Regions from separate parts of the Mus musculus genome. Here region 1 is linked to region 2. The links are chromatin contacts, found by Hi-C or POLR2A ChIA-PET in ENCODE. All regions are on one chromosome and are shown on one strand. Each heading gives the region's core, a stretch centred on a gene start or an enhancer-like site at or near the end of the contact. The rest is flanking DNA. Distances are from core to core; before and after follow the strand shown. Region 1 overlaps Dpys (dihydropyrimidinase). Region 2 has its middle 11 kb from the start of Dcstamp.

Region 1 (2,743 bases), core at 30-2,529, 81 kb before region 2:
GGGCAGAGGATCCGTACCCGAGAGTCGAACTGAAGCTGAGGCAGAGTAAACTCAAGCACGGGGGAGGAGCAGGCGTCCAGGCTGCCTGAAGAAAGAAGAGAAGGCAGCCAGATGGCCTCCAATGTGAATTGTGTCTGTCATAGACTGAGCTGAATGTTCACAAAGTTAGCCTTGTGGAAAAGAATTATTTAATCAAGGGAAGAAATGGATTTATCCTACGATGGTGATTTTAACATTAGTTACAGTCCAGTGTTATATATGATTTCTGTTTTAACATATAATTAGACACTAGATGTTTTACTGCAAAATTCCTCAAATGCTTTTAGCATAAATGACAGAAGACGGCAATGTGCATTGAATCCCATATCCTGAAGGGGGCGCCCACAACCCGCACTGGGCTGCCCGATCTGCTGGTTATGTAAGGAGGCAGCCTCCTGAGAGAGGAAGCGATTGCTAACGCTCTGGGGGCTACATGGTACCTAGATGTTTCTGTGTGTTTGTTATTCCTGTTGGTTATTAACGGCACGTAGAAAACAGTGTGCTTGCCACATAGCCTGCTGCCCTAAAACCGGGTTTCATTAATGTCACCAAAGGAGGTCAGGAGAAAGAAAAGCCGGGCATCCACACTTTTCTCCTTCTGCTGCTTGTTTTGTAAATCTATAGAAGCTGCATGGTTCCAAGAGTGAGGCACTGACATCAGTGTGCTGATGGATCTCGAGAGAGGACTGGGAGTGGGCGTATGAGGGGAAAGGTAGGAAATCCTGATGAAAGATGACCTTAGACATAACAAGCCTGTAAAGAAAAAGTCCCTGCAAAACCAACTGCAATACCTCCTCTGTGTCATTGCACATTTAAAAAAAAAAAAAGGCTGCATTTAGTGCAAAGAGAACATTATCAACTTTTTTTTTTCTGCTTTGGAAATGAAGAGTCCCCTGTATTCAGTTTGACAGCTCATTGAGCCTGTGTCTATCTCTTGTGACAGAAGTGTGTGCCCTGTGCTTCACTGCTCCGGTCAAAGCTTTAGAGTTAAGGACATAGCCCTTTATCTAGTTGTTTGGCCTTTTTTGGGGTAGAATATTCTGGTACTTAGCTTATAGAGAAGAAATCAAGAGTGTGGGTTTCATGTGATATTGAAACAGAATTTTAAGGTGTCATATGGTTGAAACAGAGATCAGTCAAAATGGCCAACCTGTTAAAACTCTGATCAGAGAAAGGGGAATGTGAGCTGCCTGCAGGTCTGCAGGAGCAGCAGCAACTCGTGGTCTGGCAATTTAAGGCTCTCCTTTGAGCTCTGGTTCTTTGGTATTCATTAAAGAGCACTTAGTTACTATGGAAACTGTCCCTTTTCTGTATTTATGAGCTACAGGGCATCTCACAGCATCTCAAGCATACCAGCACAGCTGACTACTGTGTGCATTGAAACATTTGATGAAGACTTCTAGCCGCTCTGTATTCTGCAGAGGAGGCATATTTTTGTTTCCAGTTATTTGGGGTTTATTATTTTTTTTAAACTCAATTACAGCAAGCTTTGACCTTGCATTCACCATTCTGGAAGGCATTGTGCTGCCTCTCCTGCTTAATTTCCGTCCTTTTCTCAGTGTAGATAGAGATAAACGAATTTAACTTTGTATTCAGTGAAGAGTAATGACTTGAAGATTATGAATGTGCCCCTGGGTTCTGCCTAGGAACCTTTGTATGAAATTGAGCAGGAGAGGGATGGTTCTCTAAGGGACATGGAGCAATAGGGAGTAAAAAGCATCATGAACCAAACAGTGAAGCTTAGGGTGTGTACATAGGGTCATATCATCAGGGAGAGCTTCAAAGAGACCGCTTGGCATTTTCCTTGGAGAAAACTAGATAACTCATTGTGTGCTATCTAATTTCTGAACTGTAATTCTTGTCTTCTTCCTCCAAAGAAGTATATGCATACACATGAGAGTGCACACACACCACACACACATGCACAAGCACATACATAAGCACACCTAAGTACACACACAAGCACACACACAAGCATACACACACCACACACACAAGCATACACACACCACACACACAAGCACACACACACCAAACACAGACAAGCACACACACAAGCACACACACAAGCATACACACACCACACACACACACACACACCACACATATACCACACACATAAGCGTACACACACAGAGAGAAGCACACACACACACCACACACAAGCACACACATAAGCATACACACACCACAACACACCACACACACAAGCACACATACCACACACACACACCACATACACACCACGCACACAGCACACACACAAGCATACACACTCCACACACTCAAGCACACACACAAGCATACACACAAGCATTTACACACCACACACACACCACACACACAAGCACACACACACACACACACCATACACATAAGCACACACACACACACACACACAAGTACTCACACAAGCATACACACTACACACACACACACACACACACACACACACACACACACACACAGTCTGTGATTGTTTTGAAAAGCTGGTCAGCATAAAGATTAGCTTTTCACACCAGTGCTGACAGACTCTGTAAAGAACTGTTCTCCCAGGCCCCAAAGCTCAGTTGTCCCAGTTCATGTGGTAGAGAAGAGCAATGTGCACTCAGGGCTTGTGCAGGTGCCTACGTAGAAACGATGGTTACACCATGATGTCCTTGCTGCGTTGTCATGATGCAGCATGGTGTTGGGACCCACAGGT
Region 2 (2,807 bases), core at 152-2,651:
ACATTGTTTTTGGAATTCCTCTCTTTCCTCAGTAATGGCCCTGAGGAGGACAGCTGGACCCCACAGTCAAATGGGCACTTTAGAGGAGAGGGGGTCTTCTGTTATCTGACCTCTCTTCAATTGTGCAAGAAGGAGGTACCAGGCACCCACAGCTGAGCTTCGAATCAGAAGTTTCTCTTCCTCGTCCCATTATCTGGCAGCCAGGTAGCAGTAGAGAGGCTGTACCAGAAGAGAGGCCTCTAATGAGATCTGAGGATCGTTCAGCCTCCCCTCCCCCTTGTCCATAGGTGCTCCCATCCTTAGCCCTTCCATATAACACAGCATCCCATCCGAGTGTTTGAATGTATTGAAGCTCCCACATTTGCCTCTGCGATCACCCCAGTAAGAGATTCCACTGTCTCTGTAAAAAGCAAGTCTCTAAGCAGAGGTTGCCTGAGAGGACTGCCAGGAAGGTGCCCAGAGAGTGTGGCATCGGCAGCAGCTTCAGTCAGCAACCTAAGAATCTTTGGACAAGTGATTTGAGCTCCCTGGCTAGCTCCTCTGTTTTGTTTCCCATGTGGCCTTTAGTGCTCTGTTCTTTTCTGCTCCAGAGAATTCTGATTTTGCTGAGTTTGGCAAGCTCACACACAGCAAAGCCTGGGACTCGAGAGAGCTGTGACGACCAGGAGGCCCAACACCAAACACCCCTTACATCTACCCTAGCCAAACTTGTCCACCCGGAACAGCAACTCCGTGTCCCTGACTCAGGACAACCAGCTTAGAACTACTGCTCCTTGACAATAGCACAGACTCCGAGCAAAACTACAGGCAAGGAAGAGCCTGGTGGTTTGATGGCTGGAGGCTTCGGGGCATAGATGGCTCTAAGCAATTTGGGGGGCAGCACACAGCCAGGAAGTTGCTGATCCAGTTACCCACCCTCATGCAGTGAGCACAGCCTTTTCAGTTCTGTTCCAGCTTGCTAAAGTCATCTGCAGCCTGCATCTCTTTGTGACTGGCATTTTCATCTTGCAGAGCAGCCATAGACTAAGGCCACCGGTGACATTCTACAAAACAAGTTTTTAAAGATGTAAAAGGATATCAGCTAGAAGCAGTTGTGTCCTCTTACTGGGGACCTAGCTCAGTGGGGGCAGATAGAATCTGTCTTCACATGTGGAGGGAAGCAAAGAGACTGAAGCAGCCAAAAAGGTGCAGTAGACTCTGTCTTGGCTTTGAGGCTCCTTGCCTGCCAGTGGGCACAGCATTGGTCTGGGAGATACCTGGCCTAAACACATTTAGGGGACTTGTCATCCTCAGTTGGCCTGAAGGTGGCAGCTCTTCCCAGGTCTGCAATGCGCTGGGAATTTGCTTCTCTGAAGCCTTTTTAAGTAGGGCAGCTTCCCTCTCTCTGGACCGCATCCAGCATTTGCAGATTATGAAACAGCCTCAGTTCTGTTTTCAGAGATTTGCTGGTAGAACCATCCCGACCGCCCACTGCTCCTGAGCTTGGATGGCACAGAGCGAGCCCTGGAAACAGGGCAAGCTTCTGAAGGGCAGCACAGGATTCTGGGCAAGCCCTGGGACTCCAGTTGATGTGATATAAATGAATACTCGGTGCTTGCCAGGGCTGTGGTCTTGGCCCAATGTCCAAACCCATCTGAGGAAAATCAGAATAGCTGTGCCTTCCTCTGTGCCCTCCTGCTCTTCTGTCTTCCTCAGAAACTAGTCAGATTGCTGAGTCACTAGATCAGGTGATTTGGAATAGTATGGATGCAGCCTGTGAAATAGTGGAGGGATCTACAGGTCCACCCAATATTCTAAGTTGGCATCCAGTGTAGCAGGAGTTGACAGCCACAGACTATAAACACTGCAGCAAGATAATAGCGCACATACTGCCGGACATGCTGGTGACTTCCTTTCCAGCCCTTGCACCCTGTCATGTCCCAGAAGGCATCTGATTCAACGAAATTAAGTTCAGCTAACACTGATGATGCTAACTGCCCACGGTCCTTCCAGGAAACTGTGTCTACTGATTTGTTTAGTGATAAGGTTCTATACTACTGGTGTTCAGTAAACTGTTCGGCAAACCGGGGTGCAGAGAGGTAATACTAATTGTCCAAGGTCATACAGCAAACAGGGAGTGGCTTTAAGATTCAAACCCAGGCATGCTCTTGGCTCAGGAGCTGTTATCAACAAAGAGAGCATCACCTTCAACACAGGCATGATGCAGAATTTCAGATTAGCAGATTTCTATGCCCCACACCTACCCTTCCTTCATCCAGGGTGTAACATGTCATTCAAGCACCAGCATAGAGTGCAAATTCTGGTGTCCAAGTGACAGCCACACGAAGCTACAGGGAGCCCACCTTGGGGGCCAGAATGTATGAAGCCGTACTAAGATTATTCCCAAGGTACCAGACTCCTCCTGGACCTCTCCCTAGACACCCTAACTCTGCTATCCTATCTCTAGTCCCTAAATGAGTCCATGCAGCCCCTAACAAGACAGCAGACTCTGGGTTGGGGGAACAGCAACAGACACAGCGGGAGAATAATGAGTGCCCAGGGCCACTGGGAACCACACAAACATTAGAATGGAAATTAGGCTGCAGAGGAGGTGGATTGGAATGGACTTTGGAGACTTCTTTTTTTTTTTTTTTCCTTCACTCCATAGCTTGCTTTTCAAGGAGAAAAGTAAACAGTGATAGGAAACAATTGTTCAAGGAGTGAGAGCTTCTGCATGCCTGCTGGGAGCCTGACATTCCGGCTGGGTCTGCCTCCCAGGCCTCCACCAGTCTTGATGCTTGGTGTCCTGGCCTGGGTGCCAGGACCAC

Evidence for each region. A loop is a pair of places that touch in the nucleus more often than their neighbours do. ChIA-PET counts read pairs that join two places held with the same protein, here RNA polymerase II (POLR2A).
Region 1: a map of left cerebral cortex shows a loop between it and region 2 (7-fold over the local background). The contact joins two enhancer-like sites. A Hi-C loop is called at or near these places in 7 of 37 maps with a recorded cell type or tissue (adrenal gland, heart and left cerebral cortex). POLR2A ChIA-PET finds 5 or more read pairs at or near these places in 3 of 5 experiments (all embryonic stem cell).

What each region holds. Positions count from the first base shown.
Region 1 is chr15:39,814,900-39,817,642 of GRCm38, reverse strand. The region is part of intron 7 of Dpys (dihydropyrimidinase); the gene reads left to right. Among named protein-coding and RNA genes, the nearest start is that of Gm16291, 19 kb to the right of the region's middle. Within about 2 kb of position 1,279, at least 1 of the 3 ENCODE cell types and tissues checked has a DNase peak (open chromatin) inside an H3K27ac peak, as active enhancers do; it is left cerebral cortex, where a contact is called at or near this core.
Region 2 is chr15:39,733,981-39,736,787 of GRCm38, reverse strand. No RefSeq gene overlaps it. Among named protein-coding and RNA genes, the nearest start is that of Dcstamp, 11 kb to the left of the region's middle. Within about 2 kb of position 1,401, at least 1 of the 3 ENCODE cell types and tissues checked has a DNase peak (open chromatin) inside an H3K27ac peak, as active enhancers do; it is left cerebral cortex, where a contact is called at or near this core.